2 separate regions of the Mus musculus genome follow, and region 2 is linked to region 1. A link is a loop called in an ENCODE intact Hi-C map of the cell type or tissue named here. Cell type or tissue: gastrocnemius. All regions are shown on one strand. Each heading gives the region's core, and the rest is flanking DNA. Links, peaks and the distances in the headings are about the cores only. Region 1 holds the start of H2-M10.3 (histocompatibility 2, M region locus 10.3). Region 2 holds the start of H2-M10.6 (histocompatibility 2, M region locus 10.6).

What was found. Peaks named below come from ENCODE experiments on the same cell type or tissue, not always from the same donor. Only the 100,000 strongest peaks of a DNase experiment are listed, where the experiment ranks them.
Region 2: it touches region 1 in a loop (5-fold over the local background); 19 of 42 quality-filtered maps call a loop at or near these places.

What each region holds. Positions count from the first base shown.
Region 1 is chr17:36,355,511-36,370,656 of GRCm38, reverse strand. It overlaps H2-M10.3 (histocompatibility 2, M region locus 10.3), which reads left to right and starts at 2,240. Exons shown (of 6, transcript NM_201608.2): 1 at 2,240-2,315; 2 at 2,553-2,822; 3 at 3,066-3,341; 4 at 3,889-4,164; 5 at 4,291-4,393; 6 at 5,063-5,653. The coding sequence starts at 2,246. The coding sequence ends at 4,391. In gastrocnemius, for the core only: no CTCF peak of the experiment used is centred there; no DNase peak of the experiment used is centred there.
Region 2 is chr17:36,804,396-36,819,541 of GRCm38, reverse strand. It overlaps H2-M10.6 (histocompatibility 2, M region locus 10.6), which reads right to left and starts at 7,367. Exons shown (of 6, transcript NM_201611.2): 1 at 7,296-7,367; 2 at 6,787-7,056; 3 at 6,281-6,556; 4 at 5,458-5,733; 5 at 5,229-5,331; 6 at 3,976-4,383. The coding sequence starts at 7,365. The coding sequence ends at 5,231. In gastrocnemius, for the core only: no CTCF peak of the experiment used is centred there; no DNase peak of the experiment used is centred there.

The sequences.
Region 1 (15,146 bases), core at 3,288-11,287:
TACATTAGAAGAATTCTGTTAGAGAGTATTTTTAGTATTAAATAGTATTTTTACACTGCCCTAGGTTTTCTATTGCTATGAAGACACACTCTAATAGCCTCATGTTCATGAATTCCATGTCAATTTAACACAATCAAAGAGAAATAAGGATTCCATAGATTTACATAATTAACTATAATCTAGCTCTTAACAATGGCCTAACCACAGCATTTTAGATAAGTGGTTTCAAACATGTGGGTCACAACTGCTTTCGCAAACCTCTATATACAAAAATACTTACATTGTGATTAGAATACAAATGACCCTTATGAAGTGGTAAAAAGGGTAATTTGATGGTTGGGGGTCAAACAACATGAGGAACTGTATTAAAGGGTTCCAGCATTAGGAAGGGTGAGAAGCACTGCTTTGGATAATGCACTGAGTCACATATGCCAGCAGCAGTGGGAAGGCCATTAATAAGAGATCAGAAAACAAAACAGGTGATCACTAGGGAATCGCTCAAGCTTGTTCCAAGACTCCCAAAAGGAAATCCTCCCCTCCAGGCAAATCATAGGCTGCAGAATACTGGAAGCTGACATCTCAGAGCAGCATTTCCAGCCCTGAGCCCAGATCCTCCAACCAGGACTGAATTGTGACCAGCCAGGACTGAACTCAGAGTCACATCACTGCAAGTGACATGAACAGAGGTTCTTGTAAACTTCACAGAACTGTACAGCAGCCAGTCTAGACTCTCTTCATTTACAGGTAGTGGATCTTATTCCAGATAGCTGAATAAAGGACCTGCCTAAGGAACAACTAAAAATGAGGTGTTCCTCCAAAAACATAAAATTTTTTAAAATTCCATTCATCAGCAACTGATCCCTTACCTAGTTGACTACAACAAAGATAATATCTAAGCTCCCAAGATAACATTTCTTCACAGCCAACTTAAGAGCTTCTTAATGTTTCCAAAGTTTTCTATGGAAAATATGTGGCCATATTAATGACTGACCTATTCACAATTTGTATGTAAAGGACTTGGTCAAAAAACATTGTACATTGAAATAACATTTATTAACCTAGCATCCATTCTGTGTGCAAGATTCTCCTCTGGATGTGAATGCAACCAATAATGGAGGATTCAATGATGTTTGATGCCCTCAGTGTAGACAACCTTGAGGGAGTACCACCTGTGCCCATTTAGTGACTTATCAATGAGGAAAAAAATTACAATTAACCAGTTGGTGGGCAAATTCCTTTTATTCTGAGCATTTTGGAGCCAGTAGCATAGATTTCTGAGTGCTAGGCCAGCCTGATAAACATAGCCACTTCCAGACCATCCAGGCTACATAGTGAGATGCTGCTTCAAAAGAAAACTAACATGAAGGGCCATTGTTGCTCTTGCAGACGACCAGAGCTGATTTCCCAGCACTTGAGTCTGGCAGGCCACATGTTCCTTAACTCCAGATCCAGGGTTTCTGACTACCTCTTCTGGAATCTTTGAGTACCTGCCCCTGAAATACACACAGAGACACACAAAATTCATACAAATAAAACTGAGTCTTAATATTGTTTCTCGGAAAATATACATGTGCAACTGCATTTTTAGCATTTCATATATATATATATATATATATATATATATATATATATATATATATAAAACAGAAGACACAAAATCCTATGATCTGTGGTGGGGAAGATGGGGAAGATGCAAATAAAGATTCCCAGAAATGTAAAATGTCCAAAACAATCTTCGGGTGTTATTTACCATTTCATAAAATTGTCCTTTCTCTTTTCATTCACCTTACATTCAGATAGTAATCAATATCTACATTGAATTAAAAATCTCAAAGTGTCCAGTTCCTACCATAATAGATATGGATTGCTATAATCCACACAAGCAGTCACCACAGAAGGCTACACAAAGGCTAAGCATGTACAGAGTTTCTAACATTGAAATGTTAGACAATTGTTGACTTACAGGCCTCTGAGCTAGGAACCAAGGATGTTGTAACTTGGACCAGAAGGACAGACTAGTGCTTAGAAAATGATGCCAGAATATAAAGCTGTAGAACTGGTGCAAGTTGGGGGATTAGTACCCTAGAAATCCCCCAAACCCAGGAATCGATCTCTCCAAGACCCACCCCATCAGGTCTACGTCACTGCCTTTGGGAAATCTATGAGAAGCCAATCAGCATCAGCCACATCAGGTTATAAAGTGAAGACAGACTGGTCCTGATTGAGACTTGACTCATCAGAGAAGATGAGGAACCCTGGATGCTGCACACTCCTCCTCCTCTTGGTGGCCATGGACCTGAACCAGTATTGTGCAGGTGGGTGAGGGACTGGAGGGAATTGGACTTTGGGGAGCTGGAAACAGCACCGGAAATCCTCATCTCTGCATCTTCTTGCTTACCTAACCAGACCCTCGCTGATCCCCTAGCTGGATCACCCCTGATCCTCTGCTGCAACTCAGGTCCATAGGCATACCACCACCCCTGCTCTGTTCCCTACCAACCTGCTCTGAGTCCACGCTAAAGAGTCAGCATTTCAATGTGCATCACCCACAGGCTCACACTGGCTGCAGACTTTCAACATTGCATTTTTGGAGCCTGGCATGATTAATTCCCGGTTCATCCACATTGGCTATGTAGACTCTATACAGTATCAAGGATTTGACAGCAAAGAACCAATGGCTATTTTGAAACCTCGGGCTGCATGGATGGAGCAGGAACTACCTAAGTATTGGAACGTGGAGACAACAAAAATTCTGCTATTGTCACAGATAGAAAGACGAATTCTTTACTTCATGATAGAAAAATATGAACATAGAATGAACGGTGAGTCACCTCAGCTCCGAGGTCATGACAAATCAATGTCCTCATGGTCTGACCCCAATAAGCTCCACTCTAGGTCCCCAAAGTCAGAGATGCATCCATAGACAAAGTGACCCCTGGAAGCCTTTGACCAGAAAGAACAACAGATTGTGATCTAGTTAAGGGTTACGTTGGGGACAAAATCCTGGGGGGAGGGGGAGGGTAAGAAGCCTCACAGTGACCAGGGGCTGAATGGGGGTGGGGCAGATTATCACACCCTGCAGGAAGTATATGGCTGCAATGTGGCTACTGATGGGCGCTTCCTTCACGGTCACTTCCGGCTCACCTACTATGGCTACGATTACTTAACCCTGAATGAGGACCTGAGCTCCTGGACTGCAGAGGGCAAGGGAGCTGAATACATGAAGAACAGGTGGGAGAATATGAGTGAGGCAGAAAGGTGGAAGACTTACCTTCGAGGGGAGTGTGTACAAAGGCTTCTTAGATACCTCGACCTTGGAAAGGAGACCTTGCTGCGCTCTGGTAAGAGAGGCCCTTGACAACCCCTTCTGCTTTCTGACATTGGAGCTCCTGCCTCCCTGAGGCCTCCTCCTCAGCAGGGAGCAGCTGGAATGCTTACACTGTCTTGCATCAAAGGGGAAAGAGAGCTCCTAGGTTTCCTGACTCAACATGAGAGAGGGACTCTCCAGAGGATTCCGCCTTCTCCCAGGACAGTTCAGTGTGTCCATTAACAGCAGTTCACTTCCATCTCAGGCCTGATCACTGTCCATGCACGATGACATTGAATGTCTGACTCCAGGGTTGCTGAGTCCCTAGACCCCTTCCCCAGTCAGAACCTGAAGTCTATTTGTCTAGAGGGAGACCCAGAGTTACCTGCGCTGAGTTGGCTCATGGTTATTGTAAAATATTCCAAACAATAGCTCACCCAGAACCTGAGTTTAGGCTTCTGTGTGGACTCTGCTCCCTCCCTCATCCAAGTTTCCCACCCTTTCCAGGGATGGTCCCATGAGCACTGTTCAGGCCCACAGAGGAGTGCAAAATACATGAATTTTCCAATTGTTCCCCTCAGATGCCCCCCGAACACATGTGACCCACCATGTAAGACCTGAAGGGAATGTCACCCTGAGGTGCTGGGCCCTAGGCTTCTACCCAGCTGACATCACCCTGACCTGGAAGAGGGATGGGAACAACCTCACCCAGGACATGGAGCTGCCAGATACCAGGCCTGCAGGGGATGGAACCTTCCAGAAGTGGGCAGCTGTGGTGGTTCCTTCTGGAGAAGAGCTGAGATACACATGTCATGTGCACCATGAAGGGTTACCTGAGCCTCTCACTCTGAAATGGGGTAAGGAGTGGGTGTGAGCACATACTCTGTTGTTGGGAAAATTGTGAGCTCTTTAAAGAACCAGAGCAGAATCAGGGTTGTTAGGTAGGGTCAGACTCCTCACTCTTCCTTCCTTTCTCTCCTCAGAACCTCCACAAACCATCCCCATCATAGCAATCCTCATCGGCCTGGTTCTTGGAACTTTGGTGGTGGGAACTGTGGTCATTTTTCTGGTGTGGAAGAAATAAAGGTAAGAAAGGGATTGGGGTCTGAGTCCTTGTCTCCCTAGAGATCTCAAGGCTAAGGTATAAAGGTACCCTGCCTCATTAGTGGAAAGATGTATACACTCAGTCTCTGGAGCTTGTACTGACATTAACTCTATCATGAAGCATAAAGGAAATATAGATCCACTGCTTCTTGATGGAGGTGATGGAGCCCTGATTCTGATTCCCCACAAACAGAGAGATGCCACAGAGAAGGTCCCTGCTGAGACCAGACCTATAGAAGGACATTAAGTCATCTTTACATACAATCTTCCATTGTGTTTTCTCCTGCATCTATGGAGGTGCAATCACAGTTCAAGAAACTTACCTGGGGTTTGAACAGGAGATTCTTCTACTCCCACAACTTTATTGCTTCCACAGTCTCTCACTGGCTGCCCTCTTCCCACATTAGGGAAATAGACATCTATAATTTTTCTGCCAGGTAGGGGAGCAGGGTAGGGGGAGGGTATAGGGGACTTTTGGGACAGCATTTGAAATGTAAATGAAGAAAAATCTAATAAAAATTGAAAAAAATGGTCTGCCAGTAATTAAGTAAGAGTAGGTTTCTGAGCCCCTTGCATTAGGAAAGACAGATACTCATTGTGTGTGCTCACACATTTTTCCCTCTGGGCCCTATTGCTGTGGGCCCTTAACAGGTCTGATGCTGTACTGCCATAGGCATGGACAGTGCCCAGAGATCTGATGCATCTCTCCTAGTAAGGTAGGAAATACTTGAAGAACATGTTCCTGAGCTGGGGCCACTTGCTAGAATGGAATTATGGTTGGTATGGATGCCTATTTGGTATTATGTTCTAATAATCACCAATCAGCATTTGTTCTTCATTATTTCCTTCTATTGTGTGAAATGCAATCTTAGGTGACTTCAAAAGCTCCTGACTTTTCTTTCAATGGCTGACACCTGTGTCCAGGTCTCTGTCTCCTGTCAGGAGAGGCAGGTCTGGGAGACGGACATCAGAAACTGACCTTCAGTTTCCAATGAGCTGTAAATTTATTTTTCCATGTTTAACAAGAGGATTTTGTTAATTACTTATTGTGTGACTTCTTCCTATGGTGTATTTAATGAGTAAACCCAATGAAAGCAAGAAGAATAACATAGCAACTCTGTCTTGAGAAGTTGAAATCCAGTCATTGGGTCTTCTCTATCTTTTTCTGAGTGCCATTCTTTCTCTTCAACCTCATATTTAAATCTGTTAATTTCTCTTCCTAATAAACTTGAACTTTGATTCATTCTTGTTGTCTTTAAATTTTCTTCTTCCCAAGGGAAGAAACTCATCTCCACTTAAGTAGAGGTTTCTTGTAAATGACACTTTTATTTCCCCAGATGATGATATAAGATGAAAGCTGAACCTTAGCTGTGGGAATATGTTGCTTGGACTGAGACCAGAGCATGTCCTTTTCTGTCCTAAATATTCCCTAGGCTTACGTCTGAAAGCTTCCAGCCTCCGTACAACCTAATCTTCCAAGCTGACTTAGTCAATCCCGCTTTTCTCAGCTTCTGACTGAATTGCTTTGTTGTCCTCATACTAACCTTGGCGATCTGTTCTGAGTCCTCTGGCTCCTTCTCATTCTCTGGCTACTTCTGTCTTCAACTGTGCCTTGTATGTTCTCTCTATAATCTAACTTAGTAAAACTGTCATAGTAAAACTTCAATACACACACCTCATACCACACCACACTTTTCCCTCTTCTTGCTGTTCTCATGAGAGTTGAGCATATCCTATTTCAGACTTGTTCTCTCAAAGCTTTCTCTATTTCATCATTCTGCCTGGCCCTCATATAGATGTCACTTCCAAACATGGTTGCTTACTTATAAAACTAATCTTTCCTTCATTGGAATGGGGGTTACAGACAGCTGAGAACTGTCATGGAGACATTAGAAACCAAACACAAGTTCTCTGGAATAACAACCAGTGCTCTTACCAAATAACAAGTACCAAGTGCTCCTAACAACTGAGATATCTTTCTGCCCTTTAATTGTGTGTGTGTGTGTGTGTGTGTGTGTGTGTGTGTGTGTTTATGTGTGTGTTTGTGTTGTGTATATGTCTCCTTCTGTGTATGTGACTATGTGTAAGGGAGAGAAAGAGAGAGAGGTGGGAGATGAGTATTTGTGTACAGGAATACAGTGCCCTTGGATGGCAGAAGAAGGCAGTGGAGCCCTAGGAGATGGTATTTGAGAGAGTTGTAAACTGCCTTATTAAGCATGCTGAGAACCAAACTCAGATACTCAGGAACTGCTCTTAACCACTGAACCATCCTTCTGGCTCTTTGAGTCAGAACTGCACTACATAGTGTTCTAACACTTCCCAATAGGAGTGAGAGGCACAGGTATTGTATAAGAGAAAGATTAGCTTCAGGGAACTAGGAATCACTACAACATTATTTCTCACACAGACCAAATATTAGACATAGAATTCTCCTAGGAGTAGTGTTTGGGTACTACTTTCTTTAACCAGATCCATGTCATCCTGGTCCTTTCACAAGCCCTGGACAGTCCCAGCACAGTGCCCAATAAGTCAGTAATTCTCAATCAGTTCATGGAAAAATGCCCATACGTGCTTAGGATTTATGTAGATCTCAATAATAATTATGCTCATGTGTATTGTATCAATTTATATTGACTGCATTAGGAAGTGCAAGTCTTAAGATATTTACTTCATTAAAGACGATATCAAATAACCGTAATCTGAGGACAAACATGGGACTCAGTGACCCAGGTCCATCAAGTTAGTTATTCATGGCTGTCAAAATTACATCAGAAATTAACTGAAACACAAGGGACTAGGTAACCTTGGGAGGTGTGTGTTTGCTTGTTTGTTTCCTCTTGTTGTTCTTGTCGTTCTCGTTGTTGTTGTTCTCCTCCTCCTCCTCCTCCTCCTCCTCCTCCTCCTCCTCCTCCTCCCCCTTCTCCTCCTCCTCCTCACTGTCTTTAGGTGGAAAGACTCACTGTTTATTTAACAATTTACTGACTCATTCTGAATTTCACATCATGCACCACAATCCCATTCCTCTCCTGTCCCTCCTTACCCACCCTCTTTCCTTGCAAACTCTCGCTCCTAAAAGGAAAAGGGAGAAAGAGGCTCATTGTGGAAACTGTAGTATATCTCAATGTGTCTGACAGTATATTTGTCCACACTTCTTTATTTGCAAATATTCGTTGGAATGAGTCATTAGTCTGGGTCAAAACCTCAGGCTTCTACTACTGGATCATCACCAGAACTCCTGTTGGATACCTTGTGACTGACCTGTGTCAAGAAGATCCTGCAGCTTGAGATCTGTTGGTCAAGCCATTCATGTGCTTCATAGATGGGACACATGTTGGGGTGAGCCAACTCAAAGCCCTGGACCTTGGCCTGGGTCTTATCTGAGTTGGTAGTTAAACTGCCAGATATTCTGCACCATCATCATTAGGACAGGCTCTCCATCACTGCCCACAGCTAACACACCAAGGGCTATACCAGCAAGAGACAGAGTTAGCTCTCCTGCATTCATGCCCTTGGAGCAGGTTTGCCTGCAGGCCTGTATTGTATTGCCCAGGCAAGGTGCAGGGCCTAGTTTGCCAAGAATTGCAGCTAGTGAGGAACAGAGCCAGCCTCATGACCTTGGGGCCAGCTCTCCTCACCTGCCACAGGTGGCAAGAGATAAAGAGAGGGCCTCTTTCCTTCAACCACAGCACTGCATGGCAGATGTGTGGCAGAGCCAGCTTTCCCATGCTCACACACTTGGGACATGCTCACCCACAGTCCCTGCAGACAAACTACCAGTAACCTGTGCTTCCTGGGGGAGGTATGTGGCCTGATCTCCTGGGTACTGCAACTGCTGAGGTGCTGGGCCATCTTTCCTGCTCTGAGGCATTTAGGCCAGCTCTCTCAGGATGCCCAGGTCAACATGGCCAAATCCACAGGGCCCTCAGACAACAACATGGCCCCAGGTGGCATCCGAGACCAGGGATATCCACTAGCTATTGATGGTAATATATTCCCTCTCCTGCAGGGCCAGGAATCCGGATATGACGCTCTACAGCAACATGGGCCAGGAACTAAAAATAGCTGTTCCTCACGACTCTCCAGTCTCCAGTTCTGACTCTGTTCATTGTTCACACATCCTTCTGCTTCTTTTTCTCTTCCTTCTCTCCACCATGTACTTGCTTATCTTAGTCACACCTGGGGTGGTATCTGGGTATTTGGGGTCATCTCAGGAGTACTATGCTCTGCCTCTGTGTGGCACTGAGCAGGGGTCATCTCTGGCTTGCTCTGTTCACCAAGGACGCAGCATGGTAGTCTGGGGGTCATCTTTGGCATGGGGGGAAGACACCCCTATAAAGAACACGGAAGAAGGAATGTTTTTGCCTCTCCTCACTCTGGCTAGAATCCATTCCTTCACTAGCATTAGAGTCTACAGCAGGATTCTGGTGTATACAGAAGACCCACTGAAACATCCAGTCTCATGAATTGAACATCCACTGGATTCTTGTACTTTCCTTAACTAGACAGTGTTTTTTGGACTTGCTGGACCACAGCCTGTAAAACACTCTAATAAATACCCTTTATATCCACACATGCACACACTCACACATACATATGCAAACACACACACACACACACACACACACACACACATATATATATATATACACATAAAATATACAAACATATATTTATTCCACAAGTTCTCTTTCTATAGAGAACCTTAACTAATATTGCCTTATTTTGCAGGATCAGTGTCTGTGGCTTTTGTTCAGGACAGAGGGCTCTAAGAGACTCTCTCTCTCTTTGTAATATCAAAGCCTGTATCTCAGATGTGTAAGGAAAGTCTGGGCATGGCCATAGAGGGAACTTCACCAAATGATATAACCCAAAGTATTTTATGCACACAAACACACACACATACAAATCCTGGTTGACACACTTCAGTTAGCAAGAACAGTTAGCAAAGAATGGAGCTACAAAGGACAAATGTAACATGAGTATAGTCAGGCACTTTTCCAGACCTATGGACTATGATGGACTTGGTTTTTGCTCTCATTTTGGCAGGCGTTGGGGGTATCATGCTGGGTTCTTGGGTCTTAATGGTGCCTCTAACATAGTATCACTTCTGCAAAGGGCTTGACAGGGTAATGTTTCAATTTGGCCTTGATGGGAGTGACCTTGTCCTAGTCTACAATATCTACACAAACTCACTGATTTGTACACATGAATAGAACAGCTATCCAGGCATGGTTGTGTATGGTGGTTAAAATTAACTGGGAGTTTGTAACCACCTTTGATTATTTAGTTCCCAAATAAAAGATACAAAACCTTTACATTCATAATAAGCCTTAAAATCACTAGAGCTGGGAAGATATCAACCTTCTATGCTATTTTTTCTACCTCACTATCAATGACCTGTAGATATGACTGCCCGTGTTCTATCTGAGCTGCTCCTGCTCCAGCTGGCTGGCCCTCAGGGCCGTGCTCTCATGATCTACCCACCGCAAGATGTCTTCTTCTCCCTTCTTCTCTCTCACCATTTTTCCCTGTCTTCTCTCCTCAGACCCAAGCTCAGCAACTGAAACAATGCCTACATCTCTTCTGCACAACTACAGGCTTTCCTATGTTTATTTAATCTAGTGTTTTAAATAAGGAACAAAGTGACAGAGCATCACATGGTGTATTGTGGATTCCTTTGTCCCTGAGGATCTATCCACCTGGGGGCAATCAATCTTGGGGGCCAGTATTTAGCTTTACAATCTATAGCAAACAACCTAACTTCAACAGTGGACCCTTACTCCCAGCACTTGGGAGGCAGAAGTAGCAGCAGGTGAATCCCTGTGATTGTGTCCCAAGCCTTGTCTACACAGCAAGTTCCAGAACATCCAAGGTGCCTAATGAGGCATTGATAAAATTAACAAATTAATAAAATAAATTAGAACAGCTTTTCACATGTCAATAATACTTCAACAAAAAAAATGATTTAGAAGTTGGATTTTATTCTAAAGAAGTCCTAGAATTTCTTGGCTAAAAGAAGAGAGCCAGGTACAAAGTAAATTCTTACTTCATAAGGTGATAGAGACTTCTCCAGAAAGCCATGCCATGTTGCCTGAGCTCCTGGCACACTGTCAATATCTAGTGTGTTGGGGTCCTTTGGATAATTAGGTCACATTAATCAGGACACAGGAGATACAGAGTAACTGTGCTTTCTTGAATATTCCAGCATTGTTTATAGGCAAACAGAATAAAGATTGCCCACAGATTCCAATTCTCACCAGCTTCTGTTTCTGAAGCCATAGTTTATCTGGGTTCAAGGTGACCCAAATCTCCTTGCAGACTGAGAAATCGGTCAGCAGTCCAAAGCTATTATGGGTTTCCTAGATTAACTAAAACAAACTGTCTCATGAGAAAATGATCATGGAGGCCACTTCCTCAGGCATGCAGCTCACTTGGCGGACATCAGTGTTCTCTGCTAAGAAAGTTTGCTTTCTCAGTGTCCCAGTGTGCTGGGATTTACAGATATCCTTAAGTCACCTCACAGCTAGTAGGCTGCAGCAGTCACCTCATGCTATTTCTCTACAGCACACAGTGCTCAATATCTGCTGGCCAACCTTACAGGACTCTTAACCAATGAGCTTTTTCGCTAGTCCAGGCTTCCTCTTCATTTTATTGAATAAGAATACTTCTGATTAATAAAGTATTAATAATATAATTACTGAGAAACTATTGCAAAACAACTTTTTAAAAATATTGAACAGCTATAAAAACAACTTTCATTATAATGCTACTTCACAAAATTTTTCTAATTCACTTTGATTGATAGGTTGAGAGATAATATATTGTGTCTCTATGGTTGTGGCACTTGTCAATAATAAATCTATTGATCTTTGGCTTAGGCAGGAAATTGAAAATGGAACATCTGGGAGAAGAGAAAATTCTGGGCTAGAGCCAGGCAGGAAATTTTCCTGGAGAAGGTGTAAAGAGATGGATGCTTGATACCTGAGAACAGGTAACCAGCCATGTGGCAAAAATGTAGACTAAAATAAATGGTTTACTCTAAGTTTTGATCTAGCCAGAGAAGAACCTAGCTATATTGTCAAAGCATGTGTAAATTTATTTTGATTCTGAGTTTTATTTCTGAGAGCCTGGGGGTTGGAGGAAGAACTGGGAAATAACTTCCACAGATAAGGGTCATGGAGCCTTCCAAGTGAAAGGCTGGAACAAACAAATTGGTAAACCTAAAATTAAAGTTAAACGTATTTCTAATAAATATATCAGTGTTACTATGTAAGTGAAACAGTCAATGAAAATAGTTGCACTCTTTGTGTGAGACTCATATTTTGTGGATAACCATAGTTACCAACCCTCATCAAAGAAGCAAACAGACTGACACAGAGAATCATGACTGCACACAGCACAGAGATCAACAGATCTTGGGGAGGCCAGTCCCCACTGATATATCAACATTAGAGCTCCTGCATTTATGCCCCTGTACAGAAAGGATGGAAAGATTACAAAAACCAGAACAGCAGGAGGTCTAGTGGGAAACAGTCTCTCCTAGAAATAACTGCATAGACAAGACAGATTCAAGAGCAACAAAGATGAAAGAGGGAACTTCTGTGGGGCCCATCCCCTAGACGAAGAATTGCAGGCAACTGATGGTTGCTGAGCTAGAATTAGCCTCTCCACCAATGAGCCTCTTATTGGATGGCCAGTGGATAGCAGTCAGCCCTGAAACCATACACACACAAACAACAAAACAGACTCAGCATGTTGCATTCATATACCTGTTTGTGGAAACACAGGCACACATACATTGTTACCTACACAGACATAGGTAACAATGATGGAGAAAGAAAAAGAAGCTATTAAGAGGAAGAACTTGGAATGGGTTGGAAGGAGAGTAACTGAGAAGGTATAGAGGGAGGCAAGCAGAGATGTTGCAATTCTACTTCAATCGAAATATATCTAAGAAATAAAGTGGGATAAGTGGCCTGTCTTTTAAAAAAAAAAAAAAGCTATCCTAGTGGTGTGAAGGTGAGACAGTCACTGTGTGAGGGTTGTAAAGGTGTCAGGTGGGGCTGAAGAGCTGACTCAGCTGAACAGCACTGGCTGATCCTCCAGAGAACTGTGGTCTAATTCCCAGCACCTACATTGTGACACACAGCCTAGTGGGAATCTCTGGACAAAGCACACCAACACCAGAGCACAAGAGAGGCATAGGCACCGGTGGATTTTAAAACCAGGATAGCTCCTAAAAAGGCCTATTTCTGGTTTGCATTCTCATTTTGTACTCTAAGACCACAAGGTGAGGCTGACAAGCAATTTCACAATTTGTGAGGCAGCAGGATCTTAAGGGCAATGAGGCATTGTTTCAGCTATTTCTCCATGTCATTCTATTCCAGGTGGCAAGTGAAGTTAATCTTAGAACTGAGTAACACTCAGTGCTTTACATAAACTATTAAATAATTCAATGTATCAGTCAGTATCTTAGTTTACCCCAACAGTCTGTAACTCCAGTTCCAGGATGTCTGTTGCCACCTTCTGGTCTCCTGTGGTACTGCATGCATGTGGTACACTGGCAAACATGCAGGCAAAATATCCATACATGCAAAGTAAAATAAAACTTTAAAAGGTGTCAGGCACTTACTGAGGGTTTATCAGGTTTTGCTGGGGTCCACAGAAGACAGGTACTTAATTCATCTTATGAACTATAGGATGAGAGAAAGAGTTGTGGTACAGAAATCATATAGTTTAAAGCAGAGACAGCAGGGGAGAGGATGGCTAGAATGTAGCTCAATTAGTATAGTGCTTTGTCCAACACACAGAAATACCTGGATTTCATCTCCAGAAAGCATAAGACAGATATGGTATCAGGATCCATGGAACTTGTCTCATTTAACCAAAACAAAACATTGGAGGTGGGGAGATGCCTCAGTGAACAAGAGCACTTGCTGCTCCTCAGATTTGTCATGACAACCAGAGAAATTCCCAAAGAATGCTATGTCATCCTAGATCCTAGTGTTCAGACCTGCAACTAATCTTTAATAATGCATGAATGAAAAATGTACCTTGGGAGAGTAAGAGTGAATCTTGAGCTAATTTATCCTGACGCTGGAAATTGGAGATCAGAAAAATAGTTGCATTCAGAAAAATTGGTTATGTTTCTTGTTGGTACAACAAAATATATGACAAGAACAGCCTAAGATAACAGTCTTATTTTGGATCACAGTTGGAAAGAACACTCTGCAATGGGAGGGGAAACAAGATGATATGGTGTAGGCTTAAATTTTTCTAACCCTAACTTTTAAAATGTTTCTTAAGTGTTTTAACCTCCTTTCTTCCCATTATCCACCAGAGGGAGTGGGAAAGAAAGGTTATTAGGATTCAGGCAAAGTGGTCCTGTTTAGAAATTGTTATTTAGAGCAAATCCCACCTACATTGTCAGGTAAGCAGTTCAGTTCACAAGTCAGCAACAGCAGCTTGCAAATACTTCAACAATCTACCAGCAGCCCAGTTTGGTAGAGTCTGAATACAAAACGGGAATCAGAACATGTAGAAAACTTTGCAGGAACAGCCAGGACTCAGCCAAATTGACACGAGTCATCAGGAGAGATTAGGACAACCAGGAACACTAGAAGTTCTCACCTGTGCCTTTCTTAACAAATTGAAGATCAAGAAGTGTTGCAAAGCTAGTTCTACAGACAAGTCCCTCTCATCGTAGATTGAGTCCCATGTATACTCCCCCACCCCAGCCATCAAGTGTCTTGCCTTCGCACATGAGTCTGTCTTAGAAAATCTTCACTCTAGTCTTTATCAGCTGACATCACTCTGCCAATCAGCTGGAGTCCAAGGATATAAGAAGAAGCTGCCAGCACACCACCAGGAGTTTGTGGTGCATTTCTCTCTATAGACTCTTGACAGACGAAAGGAGCTCCACAACACATGTAAGATGAATCAATACATGTGTGGAATGAGTGAAGAATCCTCCATCATTTCACATGTTTGCTCTAGCAAAACTCCCTTTCACCTGTGTCTGCTTCAGAAAAAAAAAAAAAACATTCCTTCTCGTGTCTGCTTCAGCAAACCATATTTTTCCTAATATCTGCTTCAGGAAAGCATTCATTCATATGTTTGCCCCACCAAAGCAGCATCTGCCAACACAGTGACTTTCCAAAGAATCCCTAAGTTTCCACTTCAGTATAGCATCTCTGTTGCAGCAGCATGGGAGGCTGCTGGCTCTGCTCTCAGCCAATCAGGAGACTGAGAACCAGGGATGCAGTGCTCACCTGGCTTCCCCCCCCCCCTTGTATTTAGTCTAGGGCTACAGTATAGGATTATAGCGTCACCTTCCTTTCGTTAAACCTCTCTGCAAATGCGTTTGAAGGCATGCCCAAAGGTTTGTCTCATAGATGACCCTAAATCCATTCACCATGACAAAAAGATTAATCATTACAGTTAGTCTATGAGAAACAAGAGGATCTGTGATTTTAATTTTTTTTTCCTTGCTAAGAAGAGGATTTAAAGGACCCCAATGGAGGACTTCTAATATAGTAGAGTCCAACCAAAACCTATTCACAGCAGGCCACTCCTGAGTGAAACACCTGGAGGGCATCTGAGGAAGCTGCTGTTTGTTGGAGTCACTGTGTACTGCAGACACTGGGTGCTGCAGCTGCTTCCTGTGCTATGGGAGCAGATGCTGGAGGCTCATTTTGCAGGCACCTGGCAAGGAGCCTGAGAGACACAGAAATGC
Region 2 (15,146 bases), core at 3,318-11,317, 450 kb before region 1:
CCCACCTATGACCATAGTGAGGTCCTGGCCCATGTTGCTGTAAAGGGCCATGTCCAGATTTGTGGCCCTGCAGGAGAGGGAATATATTAACATCAATAGCTAGTGGATATTCCTGGTCTGGGCTGCCACCTGGGGCCATGTTGATATCTGAGGGCCCTGTGGATCTCTCCATTTATACCTGGGCATCATGAGAGAGCTGGCCTAAATGCTTGAGAGCAGGAAACCGGGCCCTGTATCTCTCCATCTACAGTACTCAGGAGATCAGGCCACACACTTTTCCCAGGAAGCACAGTTTGCTGGCTGTTTGTTTGTAGGGGTCGTGGGTGAGCATGCCCCATAGGCATAAGTATGGGAAAGCTGGCTCTGCCACACATCTGCCATGCAGTGGTGTAGTTGAGGGAAAGAGGCCCTCCCTTTATCTTTTGCCACCTATGGTAGGTGGGGAGAGCTGGCCCTGTTCCTCACTAGCTTCAACTCTTGGCAAACTAGGCTGTGCACCTTGCCTGGACAATACAATAGAGCCCTGCTGGCATGGGTGCAGGTAAATCAAGGGCATGAGAGCAGGAGAGGTAACTCTGTCTCTTGCTGGGCATAGCCCTGGGAGAGCTAGCTGGGGGCAGTGATGGAGAGCCTGTCCTAATGGTGATAGTGCAGAATATCTGGTAGCTTAACCACCAACTCAGCTACCACTTAGGCAAAGATCCAGGGTCTGAGTTGGCTCACTCCAACATGTGTCCCATCTATGAAGCACATGAAGGGGTTGGCCAACAGATCTCAAGCTGCAGGATCTTCTTGACACATGTCAATCACAAGGTTTCCAACAGGAGTCCTGGTGATGATCCAGTTTTGATAGTGTAGTAGAAGACAGAGCCTTTGACCTAGACTAATGACGCATTCCAATGAAATATTGTAAATAAAGAAATGTAGACAAATATACCTTGAGACACATTGTGATACACTACAGTTTCCACAATTAGCTTCTTTCTGCCTTTTTCTTTTAGGAGTGAGAGTTTGCAAGGAAAGAGGGTGGGTATGGAGGGACAGGAGGTGAATGAGATTGGGGTTCATTATGTAAAATTCAGAATGAATCAATAAAAAGTTAAATAAAAACTATGTCTTTCCAACTAAAGATTTAGAGAAGAAAAAGAAGAAGAAGAAGGAGAAGGAGAAGGAGAAGGAGAAGGAGAAGGAGAAGGAGAAGGAGAAGGAGAAGGAGAAGGAGAAGGAGAAGGAGAAGGAGAAGAAGAAGAAGAAGAAGAAGAAGAAGAAGAAGAAGAAGAAGAAGAAGAAGACAAGGAAGAAGAGGAAGAAGAGGAAGAGAAAGAAGAAAGAAGAAGAAAGAAGAAGGAGGAGGAGGAGGAGGAGGAGAAAGAAGAGGAAGAAGAGGATGGGTTTCAGTTAATTTCTGATGTAACTTTGACAGTCAAGAATAACTATCATGATGGCCCTGGGTCACCGAGTCCCACTTTTTAACCTCAGGTTATAGTTATTTGATAATGTCTTTAGTGAAGTAAATATCTTAAAACTTCCAGTTCCTAATACAGTTAATATAAATAGATACTATACACATGAACATATTTATTTTTGAGATCTAACTAAACCTAAGTATGTTTGGGCATTTTCCCATGAACTGATGAAGAATTACTGACTTATTGCCCCCTGTGCCAGGACTCAGGAGGACTTGTGAACAGGACAAAGAGGACATGGGTCTGGTTAAGGAAACTAGTACCCAAACACTACTCCCAAGATTCTATGCCCAATATTTGGTCTGGGTGAGAAGGCAAGTTGTAGTGATTTCTAGTTCCCAGAAGCTAATTATTCTCTTATAAAACCAATGTGCCTCTCACTCCAATTTGGAAGTGTTAGAAAACTATGTAGTCTAGTTCTGAGTCAAAGAGTCAGAGAGATGGTTCAGTGGTGAAGAGCAGTTCCTGAGAATCTGAGTTTGGTTCTCAGCATGCTTAATAAGGAAGTTTAAACTGCCAGTTCCTAGGGCTCCACTGCATTCTACCCTACAAGGGCCCTATATTGTTGTGCACAAACACTCATCTCCCATTTCTCTCTCTTCTCTCTCTCTCTTTTTCCCTTATACATACTGACATACACAGAGGGAGACATATATACAACACAAACATACACATAAGCACACACACACAAACACAATTAAAGGGCAGAAAGATAGCTCAGTTGTTAGGAAAACTTGGTACTTGTTATTTGTTAAGAGCACTGGTTGTTATTCCAGGGAAACTGTGTTTGGTTTCCAATGGCTCCATGATAGAAGCCAGCTGTCTGTAACCCCAGTTCCAGGGGACCCGAGACCCTCCTCTGTCACTCATGGACACTAGGCATATGAGTGTTACAGAGACAAGCATATATTCAGATAAAACAACCACAAAAATAAAACAATCCACTCTGTGGATCTTCAGATGGTGAAGCGGAAGGTTGGAGGTGACAGGCAAAGCAAAGGAGCAGCTCAGTGATAGCCAAGCAACCTGGCCAACGTTGTTTCAGAGAGTCCTTCTGGTCAGCAGGAATAGTGGCAGACCCAGTTTGATGTAGGGTAGAGACTGCTCCATGCTGCATGTGTAAGGACTTCTGTTTAGAAATTTTAATCCAGCACCATTGCTGTTGTGGCAAGGGATCATATCCAAAGATACAATCCAGCTTGAATGCAGACACACCCTTACTACATACCTTTTGTCTATGACTGTTGAGGGATATATAGTAGAACCTCCAAGTTCCTGTGCTCCGTCCAGCTACTGTCTGCCTGCCAACTCTCCTGCAGTGCTTGGAGCTCCCGAGTTCCTTTCACTGCCATGGAGACCCATACAACAACCATCCTCCCCACAGTCAGCTGCTACAACACCCATCCACCCGGTAGAAACAAACTCTAGAAGTTTATAATTTACAAGACAGATTTATATATTAATAAATTCTCAATGCACAAGATACCCACACAATATTTTCAGAGCTAATTGATAATGATACAAGCTGCCCACCAAGATCAGACACATGCAATTATTCTATCTCTTTATGCTTTTTTTTTGACAGGGTTTCTCTGTGTAGCCTGTCCTGGAACTCACTTTGTAGACCAGGCTGGCCTTGAACTCAGAATTCTGCCTGCCTCTGCCACCCAAGTGCTGGGATTTAAGGCGTGTACTACCACCGTCCGGCTATTCTATGCCTAAATGATATTCATAACTACCTGTGGCTATTTATGTGTCTGTCCACTTCTATCTTGGCTTCTTCCTCTCCTTTGAGTTGCTCTCTGTCCATGCAACTCTTTCTGCTACCTCCATTTTTCTCATTTAATCACAGGCCTCTTACTGTACTAATATTTTAATTGAATTGGACAGGGAAAATCCTGCCAGATCTAACAATGAAGTAATGTTTGTAGAAATAAGGAACCATGTTTGAAAGCAATATCTTATTGACGGCCAGACAAAATGATTAATTAGAGAAAGATCTGATAGAACAAGTCAGAAATAGGATACGCCCAACTCTCATGAGAACATCAGCAAGAGAGAAAGTGTGGTGTGGTATGCGGTGTGTGTATTGCAGTTTTACCAGAACAGTTTTACAAAGTTAGATTACAGAGAGAACATACAGGACACAAGTGTAGACAGAACTGCCCTGGAAATGAGAAGGATCCAGAAGATTAGGAAAAAAATTGCCAAAGTTAGAATGAGGCTAACAAAGCAATTCAGTCAGAAGTTGAGAGAAACCAGATTGAACCTGTCAGCATGGGAGACTAGATTGTGTGGAGGCTGGAAGCTTTCAGGCCTAGGCTTAGCAATCATTAGAAAAGAGGACATGCTCTGGTTTCAGTCCAAAACCATGTATTACCCCAGCTTGTGTCCAGTTGTTATCTTATCTTATCATCGGAGGAAATAAAAGTGTAATTTACAAGAAACCTATACTTAAGTGAAGATGAGACTCTTGACATTGAAAGAAAATAAATTAAAGACAACAAGTATGAATCAAAGTTCAAGTTTATTAGTATGAGAAATTAACACATGCATATATGAAGTTGAAGAGAAAGAAAGGCACCTAGGAAAAGACAGAGAAGACCAAAATAATGGATTTCAACTTCTCAAGACAGAGTTACTATATTATTCATCACGCTTTGATCTGGTTTACTCATTAAATAAACAATGAGAAGAATTCACAAAAAAATGACCAAAACCCTAATATTGAAGTAGGAAGAATAAATTTACAACTCACTGGAACCAAAGGTCAGTCACTGATGGAGATCTCCCAGGCCTGCCTCTCCTGGATCAGGAGAGATGACTGGAGAAGACACACAGGTCAGTGTGGAGGGGAGTCATGCTCAGGTCTGGGCTGAACTCACTTCCTTGTGTTGTCTTTACAGGAGACAGAGACCTGGACACAGATGCTAGCCATTGAAAGAAAAGTCAGGACCCTTTGAAGTCACACAAGACAGGTATCTCACACTATAGAAGGAAATAATGAAGCACAAATTCTGATTGGTGATTATTAAACCATCATACCAAACAGGCATCCATGCTAACAACAGTTTCAGTCTAGCAAGTCACACAGGTCAGGAATATGTTCTTTGAGTATTTTCTATCTTACTGAGAGAGATGCATCAGATCTCTGGGCACTGTCCATGCCTATGGCAGAACAGCATAAGACCTGTTAAAAGCCCACAGCAATAGGGCCCAGAGGAAAAAAAAATGTGTGAGGATCCACAATGGGTACTTGTGTTTCCTACTGCAAGGATCTCAGGAACCAACTCAGACTTAATTACTGGCAGCTGAATTATAGGTGCCTCTTTCCCACCTGTGGGGAAAACACAGCCAGTGAGAGACTGTGGAAGCAGTAATGTTGTGGGAGTGGAAAATCTCCTGGTCAAACCCCAGGGAAGTTTCTTGAACTGGGACTGCAGCTCAGGGGACAGAGGAGAAAACACAATGGAACATAGTAAGTAAAGAGGACTAACTGGCCTTCTTTAGGTTTGTTCTCAGCAGGGACCTTCTCTGTGACATCTTTCTGTCTGTGGGGAGTCACAATCAGATCTCCATCCCTTCTATCAAGAGGGCAGTGGACCTTTCTATATTTCCTTTATGCTTTATGATAGAGTTAAAGTCAGCACACAAGTCCCAGTGCGTGAGTGGATACATCTTTCCTTTAATGGCCAGGTACTTTTGTAGCTTGGTCTGCAGATCTGTAGAGAGACAAGTATTCAGACACTGCCCCTTTCTTACCTTTAATTCTTCCATACCAGAAAAATCACCACAGTTCCCACCACCAAAGCTCCAAGAACCAGGCCGATGAGAATTGCTATGATGGGGATGGTGTGTGGAGGCTCTGAGGATGGAAAAGAAGGAAGAGTGAGGAGTCTGACCCTAGCTCTCAACCCTGATCCTGCTCTGGTTCATCAAAGAGCTCACACAATTCCTGACAGCAGTGTGTGTGCTCACACCCACTCCTTACCCCATTTCAGAGTGAGTGGCCCAGGTAACCCTTCATGGTTGACATGACATGTGTATCTCAGCTCTTCTCCAGGAGGAACCACCACAGCTGCCCACTTCTGGAAGGTTCCATCCCCTGCAGGCCTGGTGTCTGGCAGCTCCATGTCCTGGGTGTGGTTTTTTCCATCCCTCTTCCAGGTCATGGTGATGTCAGCTGGGTAGAAACCCAGGGCCCAGCACCTCAGGGTGACATTCCCTTCAGGTCTTACATGGTGGGTCACATGTGTTCGGGGGGCATCTGAGGGGAACAATTGGAAAATTCATGTGTTTTGTACTCCTCCGGGGGCCTGAGCAGTGCTCATGGGACCATCTCTGGAAAGGATGGGAGACTTGGATGAGGGAGGGAGCAGAGTCCACACAGAAGCCTAAACTCAGGTTCTGGGTGAGCTATTGTTTGGAATATTTTACAATAACCATGAACCAACTCAGCGCAGGTAACTCTGGGTCTCCCTCTAGACAAATAGACTTCTGATTCTGACTGGGGAAGGGGTCTAAGGACTCAGCAACCCTGGAGTCAGACATTCAATGTCATCGTGCATGGACAGTGATCAGGCCTGAGATGGAAGGCAACTGCTGTTAATGGACACACTGAACTGTCCTGGGAGAAGGGTGAATCCTCTGGAGAGTCCCTCTCTCATGTTGAGTCAGGAAACCAAGGAGCTCTCTTTCCCCTTTGATGCAAGACAGTGTAAGCATTCCAGCTGCTCCCTGCTGAGGAGGAGGCCTCAGGGAGGCAGGATCTCCAATCTCAGAAACCAGAAGGGGTTGGCAAGGGTGTCTCTTACCAGAGTGCAGCAAGGTCTTCTTTCCAAGGTCCAGGCATCTAAGAAGCCTTTCCACGCATTCCCCTAGCAGGTAAGTCCTCCAACTTTCTGTCATGCCTCCTTGCTCCTGGTATGTCTTGAATTTTTCACCTACTTCACCCTCTGCAGTCCAAGAGTTCAGGTCCTCATTCAGGATTAAGGAATCATATCCATAGTATGTGAGCCGGTAGTGACCTTCGAGGAAGCTCCCATCATTTGCCACGTTGCAGCCATACACTTCCTGCAGGGTGTGATAACCTGCCCCACCCCCATTCAGCCTTTGGTCACTATGAGGCTTCTCTTACATCCTAGGATTTTGTCCCCAACTAAACCCCTAACCAGGTAACAGTCTGTAGTTCTCTGGCTCTAAAGTCACCAGGTCCCTTTGGCTATGGCTGTATCTATGACTTGGGGACCTAGAGTGGAGCTTATTGGGTCAGACCATTAGGGCACTGAGGACTTATGGCCTCAGCCCTGAGATCACTTACCATTATTCTTGTCTTTATTTGCAGACATCATGTACTTAAGAATTCGTCTTCCTGACAGTGAGAAGCTCAGGGCTTTTGCTGTCTCTTTCTCCCAATATTCAGGTGGCTCCTGCTTCATCCAAGCAGCCCGAGGTTGCATCCTTGCATTTGGTTCTTTGCTGTCGAATCCCTGAAACTGTATGGAGTCTACGTATCCGACCTGGATGAACCGGGCCTCCAACATGCCAGGCTCCAAAATCACAATGTTGAAAATCTGCAGCCAGTGTGAGCCTGCGGGTGGTGCACATTGAGACCCTGACTTTTCAGCCTGGACCCAGAGCAGGTTGGTAGAGAGTAGAACAGGAGTGATTGTGTGTTTGTGGACCTGGGGTGCAGGAGAGGGTCAGGGGTGATCCAGCTCAGAGATCAGGGAGGGTCTGATTATTCAAGGAAGAAAGTGGAGAGGTGAGGATTTCAAGTGCTGTGTCCTGTTCCCTAAAAGGCCAGTTCCCTCCATGCCTCTCACCCACCTGCACAATACTGGGTCAGGTCTATTGCCATCAACAGGAGGAGGAGGTCCCAGGGTCCAGGCTTCCTCATCCTCTCTGATAAGTAGGGCTTCAATCAGGCTTGGTATCTCTTCACTTTATAACCTGCTGTGGCTGATGCTGATTGGCTTCTCATAGATTTCCCAAAGGTAGTGATTTAGACCTGATGGGGTGGGTCTTGGAGAGACCAACTCCTGGGTGTGGGGGATGTCTAGGGTACTGCTTCCCCACTTTGCACCTGTTATACAGCTTTGTGTTCTGGCATCAGTGTCTAAGAACAAGTCTGTCCTCTGGTCCAAGTTTCAAATCCTTGAGTCCTAGCCCAGAGGCCTGTAAGTCAGCAATTGTCAAACATTTCAATGTTAGAAACTCTGTACATGCTTACACATCGTGTAGCCTTCTGTGGTGACTGTGCTTGTGTGGATTATGTCAATCCATGTCTATCATGGTAGGAATTAGATGTTTTGAGAGTTTTGATTCCATTCAGATATTGATAACTAATTGCATGTAAGCTGAATAAAGGAGAAAGAACTGTTTTCCAAAAGGAAATGAAGATGTCAGCAGAGCCTTTTAGATATTTACCATTTCTGGGAGTCCTTATTTTCATCTTCCCTCCCACAGATCATAGAATTTTGTGTCTTCCTTTTAGCAGGTTGTTTTTGTTTTTGTTTTTTTTAATTTGAAACATAGAAAAATTCAGTTTCACAGATATATTTTAGGAGAAACAATTTTATTACTCACTTTTATTTGTATGTATATTTGTGTGTTTCTGGGTGTATGCAAAGAACAGGTACTCGAAGGTTCCAGAAGAGGTAGTGAGAAACCCTGCATCTGGAGTTAAGGAACAGAACTGCCAGATTCAAATGCTGGGAAATCAACTGTGGTCATCTGCAAAGCAGCAAGGTCCTTCATATCAGTTTTCTTTGAAAACAGTATCTCAGTTTGGAGCCCTGGCTGACCTGGAAGTGGTTATGTAGACCAGGCTGGCCTAGCGCTTAGACATCCATCTGTTACTGGCTCCAAATTGCTAGGAATAAAAGTAATTTGCCAACCATTTGGATTAATTGTAAATTTTCCTCATTGATAAGTCACTAAATGGGCACAGGTGGCACTTTCCTTCCTCAAGGTTGTCCACACTGAGGACATCAAACATCCCTGAATTCTTCATTATTGGCTGCATTCATATCCATAGGAGAATCTTGCACACTGAATGTTAATGAATGTCATTTTGAAGTAAGACGTTCTTTGACTAAGTCCTTTCAGTACAAATTGTCAAAAACTCAGTTATTAATATGGCCACATATTTTCCATAGAAAACGTTGAAAACATTAATCAGGCCCTAAGTTGATGGTGAAGAATTCCAGTACTCAAAAACCCTAATGCTATCTTGGGAGCTAAGATATTATCTTTATTATAGTCAACTGGAGAAGGGATCAATTGGTGATGAATGGACTTTTTGTTTTATGTTGTGGGAGGAACAATACATTTCTAACCATATTGGCATGGAGTTCAGGCTGGGCAGGAAGAAGAACTCTATCATCCCTGTGTGGCAGCAGATACAGGTTCAACATTTTGGAGAAATAGTTGTTCCTTAGGCAGGTCCTTTTTTCAGCTATCTGGAATGAGATCCACTACAAATAAATGAGGATCATCTAGACTGGCTGCTGTACAGTTCTGTGAAGTGTGTAAGAACCTCTGTTCATGTCACTTCCAGTGATGTGACTCTGAGTTCAGTCCTGGATGATAACAATTCAATCCTGGTTGGAGGCTCTGGGGCCAGGGTTGGGAATGCTGCTCTGAGATGTCAGGTTGCAGCATTCTGCAGCCTATGATTTGCCTGGAGGTGAGGTTTTCCTTTTGGGAGTCTTGGAACAAGCTTGAGCGATTCCCTAGTGATCACCTGTTTTGTTTTCTGATCTCTTATTAATGGCCTTCCCACTGCTGCTGGCATATGTGACTCAGTGCATTATCCAAAGCAGTGGTTTTCAACCTTCTTAATTCTGGAACCATTTAATATAGATACTCATGCTGTGGTGACCCCCAACCATCAAATTATTATTATTTTTTACTACTTCATGATTGTAATTTTGTATTTTAATCACAATGTAATTATTTGTGGATACAGAGGTTTGCCAAGGAGGTCGCGACCCACATGTTTAGAACCACTGATCTAAAAGGCTATGGTTAAGTCATTGTTGAGACATAGGTCCTAGTTAATTATGTAAACCTATGGTATCTTCATTTCTTCTTGATTCTTTTAAATTGGCATGGAATTCATGAATATGAGGCTATTACAGTGTGTCTTTACAGCAATAGAAAACCCAAGACAGTGTAAAATATTATCTAATACTAAAAATATTCTCTTACAGAATTCTTCTAATGTAGCAGGGCATAGTAGTGCATGCCTGTAACATTTGTAATTGGGAAGCAGAGGAGTCTAAGACCTTCCTGAACTAGAGGGGATTCATTTCTCAAAGAGCAAAAAACAATGACAAGAATTCAGGCGGCAAGTAATTACTTCCTGTCTAAAAATCTCATCTGAAACATTACTGCAATCTTCTCTCCACACAGATAAGTAGACACACTTCAGATTGTCTCAGGTGAGCTAACCTGTCGTGGCACACTCGGGCAAACCCAGCATTTGGGAGGTGCAGGCAGGAAGATAAGGAGTTCAAGATCATGGAGATCCTTGGTGGAGAGGAAGACCCAGACTCACTCTGATAGATTGCCCAGAGAATGAAGTGGGGAAAGTTACTCAACAGCTGTCAGAGGAGGTGAGCGATGTCCAGAAATCTCTATTATTATAATAATATTATTATTTATTTGCAAAGAAATATAGGAAATTATATAAAGCTGATGAGGGAAGGGTCCTCCTCTCCTGTACTGAAGCCTAACCCTCATGGTAGGATCCTGCAGATGAACTTGGTGGGTAGGCAGCAGTCACAGACCTCTCCTTTCTTCTTCCCTGTTCTTTGAACAGGAGAGTGAACCTTCTTCATCTGCAGCACTAAGCACAGATCTAACGCTCTGTAGAAGCAAGAAACAAAACTGGTTGGGGCCAGGACACTCAGGAGCACATGGAAAAATCTCCCAGGAATAAGCCAGGGTGACTTGAATAAAAACTATCAGAAGCAGTGAGTGATGGTAAGAATCACGTATGTTATTTGCAAAGTATAAAAGGAAACATAAAGCAGAAGGGAAAAGTCCAGAGTTTATAATGGGGGAACTGTGGGCCTAGCCAGCACCCTCATTGAATAGAAATGCCCTGAGTTATGGTAAAGACAGAAAGCCCCTGAAAAATTCCTCTGTGCTCTCAGGATCAGATATTTTAAGTCAGGAGAGAGGGAGAAAGGGAGACAAACATTGCAAGCAGCCACAGCAGGAGAGATAATGGAAAACCCTCAGCTCTCAGTACCCAATCAGTGTAATTTTCTCAAAAGTTTCTACTGAGCTTGTGGTTAGCCCCAAACCCTCCAGGAACCACACTATTAGGACAGTCAGATCATTGGAATACATGCTAAAACCTGGCAGCATCGCATATACTGGAAGGAAGAAACTTTAAATCAGACCGTTCAAAATTCAGTGTGATAGAAATCTGGTCAGACTCAGAGTCTGCACAGACCACTGACATGGCCAAGTGTGTGCTCACAAGATGACAGGATGATCCTTATAGAGGTCAGGTCATGTTTCAAAATGAGACTGCCAAAGACATGTCTAGAGTGTGAGCAGAATTTGAGACCTGACTCATGGAGTGCTGCCTCATGGTGTGACCTCTACTTTTTGTGGTGTGAACACTGTAAGGGATTGCCCAGGAGTGCAGTAGACATCTGGGATCCCAGGCAGGACTCCCAAGGGCATCAAGGCTGCAACCAGACTGCATTCTATCTTTATATCCCACAGGACTGTCTGTCTCCCCAGCATATCTAACCCTCCACAATTTATGATACATTTTGTTCAACACAGCTGCTGTCTTGTCACAGCAGGCAATGCATTCAGACCAGGGGAGGCTGGGTCTACCGGGACATCACACTTCATTTTCTTTTCTTTTCTTTTCTTTTCTTTTCTTTTCTTTTCTTTTCTTTTCTTTTCTTTCCTTTCCTTTCCTTTCCTTTCCTTTCCTTTCCTTTCCTTTCCTTTCCTTTCCTTTCCTTTTCTTTTCCTTTGATTTAAGTTTTATTGAATTGTGATGAGAAAAGATACATAGTTCCAATTTATCTGAATTGTTAACATTTAAAAACATAGTTTGAATAAATAGACTTACATCACATTCTTCTTTCCCTTTTGTACCCCAACTCCTCCAGGAGAGCCCCCCTTCAAAACCTGCAATACATTTCTTTTTTTATATTCTTTAAATTTATAAAACATGTAACAATAAAAATGAGTATTATAAAAGGTGTTTGATATAAAACAACAATCAATTGAACAGTCTTATGTAGATGTTTGTCTACAGCAATACTGAAAATATATACTTTTTTCTCAATATAAATTTTAAATAAGTCTAAATATATTAACTGTATGATATTTAAAAATAATATATCACTGTCTTAGTTAGGGTTTTACTGCTGTGAACAGACACCACGGCCAAGGCAAGTCTTAATAAAACAACATTTAATTGGGGCTGGCTTACAGATTCAGAGGTTCAGTCCATTATCATCAAGGTGGGAGCATGGCAGTATCCAGGCAGGCATGGCATAGGTAGATCTGAGAGTTCTACATCTTCATCCAAAGGCTGCTAGTGGAAGACGGACTTCCAGGCAACTAGGGTGAGGATCTTATGCCCACACCCACAGTGACACACCCATTCTGACCAGGTCACACCTATTCCAACAAGGCCACACCTCCAAATGGTGCCACTCCCTGGTCCAAGGATATACAAACCATCACAATCACTATTAGTATTTTTAATGAATATAAATAGATAAAGTCTTTTTGTTTGTTTGTTTTTTTTTGTTTTGTTTTTAGTAAAGCTTAAAAATCTTGGCTTACTGTGATACAAACACAAAATAAGAACAGTTTTGGACATTGGAATTCATTGTAATAAGGCTGTACTTGAATTTCCCTCACATCACCAAAGGATTTTACCTCCATAGTAGATAAGCTAAGCATTGACAGTTCTGCTGCATCAAGGAATGAATTGTAGGCACAGTAGTTGGATACAGATTTCCTGCTATACTCAAAGCTATTCAACTTGAGTGATTGTCTTCATTCTCAGCCTGCAGGGAACAAGTTACATCCATTTAAGAAATGGTGTGTGTATTAAGATGGTCTCTTCATCAAGTCATTCATCCACTGTTTCAGTAGACAATGGTTCTGTTTGGATGGTGGCACAGACGTTAGGTGAGGGTAAGATTATGGTTCATCGACTGTGATGATTTTGGAAAGCATTAATCTCAGAATAAGAGTAACTTATTAAGTCCTCTTCTTCAAAATTGATACAATAATTACAAATAGCAAGCAAAGCCTTCAGTCTTATCTTTGCTGTTCTCTTACAAGCCACCTCCCAAATTAATTGTCTATAGTTCCTTGGCTGTATAAATAATTTTGAAATATGTCAGCTGTTCTGAAATCCAAAGTATAGTGTAAAGACATTAAATAAACAATCCTAATAATAGAGAGGCTAAGATAGGAGACACATGATTTCAAGACCATTATGTGGCCCACAGCAAAATCTTGTCATGTACAAACAAGCAGAAAGTGTATATGGATTGTACAATATTGGACCTATTTATCCCATTACAAAATTAGAGAGACCAAGAGATGACAGCTGACAAATTTCTAATTCCTCATATTTTTGAATTTCAATCGATTAGGATATGTTGGTAATATTAATTTTCATAGTAAGAGATATTAATAAAAAGTGATTGTTACTTCTTGTTAATTTTCTTGTTAGAGGTGGGATATGTTTGTGTGGGTTTGTTGAAAGATTACTTTCTTGCTTCTTCTAGGGTGTAGTTTCACTCCTTGTGTTGGTGTTTTCCATTTCTTATCCTTTGTAGGGCTGGATTTGTGGAAAGATATTGTGTAAATTTAGTTTTGTCATGGATTCTCTTGCTTTCTCCATCTATGATGATTGAGAGTTTCCTGGGTATAGTAGCCTGGGCTGGCATTTGTATTCTTTTAGGGTCTGTATGACATCTGCCCAGTATCTTCTAGCTTTCATAGTCTCCGGTGAGAAGTCTGGTGTTATTCTGATAGGTCTGCTTTTATATGTTACTTGACATTTTTTCCTACTGCTTTTAAAATTCTTTCTTTGTTTAGTGCATTTGGTGTTTTGATTATTATGTGATGAGAGAAATTTCTTTTCTGGTAGAGTCTACTTGGAGTTCTGTAGGCTTCTTGTATGTTCATGGGCATCTATTTCTTTAGGTTGGGGAAGTTTTCTTCTATAGTTTTGTTGAAGATATTCACTGGCCCTTTAAGTTGGGAATCTTCACTCTCTTATGTACCTATTATCCTTAGGCTTTGTCTCCTCATTGTGTTCTGGATTTCCTGGATGTTTTGGGTTAGGAGTTTTTTGCTTTTTTGTGTTTTCTTTCACTGTTATGTCAATATTTTCTATGGTATCTTTTGCACCTGAGATTCTCTCTTCTATCTCTTGTATTCTGTTGGTGATGCTTGCATCTATGACTCCTGATCTCTTTCCTAGGTTTTCTAACTCCAGAGTTGTCTCTCTTTGTGATTTCTTTATTGTTTCTAATTCCATTTTTAGATCCTGGATGGTTTTGTTCCTTTCCTTCACCTGTTTGATGTGTTTTCCTGTAACTCTTTAAGGGATTTTTGTGTTTTTTTTTCTTTAAGGGCTTCTAGCTGTTTACCTGTATTCTCCTGTTTTTCTTTAAGGGAGTTATTTATGTTCTTCTTAATGTCCTCTATCATCATCATGAGAAGTGATTTTCATTTTGAACCTTGCATTTCCAGTGTGTTGGCGTATCTAGGACTTGTTATGGTGGGAGAATTGGGTTCTGATAATGCCAAGTAATCTTGTATTCTGTTGCTTATGTTTTTATGTTTGCCTCCCACCATCTGGTTTTCTCTAGTGCTACTTGCACTGGCTATGTCTGATTGTAGCCTGTCCTTCCTGTGATCCTGGTTGTGTCAGAACTCCTCCAAGTCAAGCTGTCTCGGTGGTCCTGTGACTCTGGGATCCTCGGATCCTGAGATCCTGGGTCTATCCAAGGTCCTGGGAGTCATGCTGGTCTCTGATCACCAGAAAGCTATGGATTAGTGAAGGAGGCCTCAGCTTACCAGTTCAAGACCATGACATACGAGTAGGCAAGGAAACCCCAGATCAGCAAGAGGACGATCATATCAGGCAGTTTTGTAGGACTTTGTTATCTTTTTCTTTCCTTGATTCTGTCAGCCATCTGGGCTTGGAATCAGATGGATGTTTTCAACAGGACATGTACAGGGATCAGGGTAAACAACTTGTCCCAAGACACTGCTCCTATGATATCTAGGACTAGAGCTGAATCTGAGGTCAGGAAGCCAGGTTATGGAGGTTTTTCTCCTACAATTAATCTTTCCATGACCCCTCAGGTCTCTGTATCTCCCACTGGGCACTCTAAAAAAAGCCATTCAGCCTCTTCTAGAAGCTCAGAAATGTATTGTCAATGGAAATCATTCTGGACTAAATTAATACCATCATTTAGGAGGAAGACTTTGTTACCTCCAGCCCTCCTCTTGCTGCTGGCAGCCATGCTGGCCTGGATTCTGACACTGACAAGTGAGTATTGGAATTGAGAGAAAGAATTTCATTCTGAAGCCACAATGATGCTGTTCAGCATCACTGCAGACAAGGGGAGCATAGCCTTGGCCCTGTCCCTTCCAGCAACT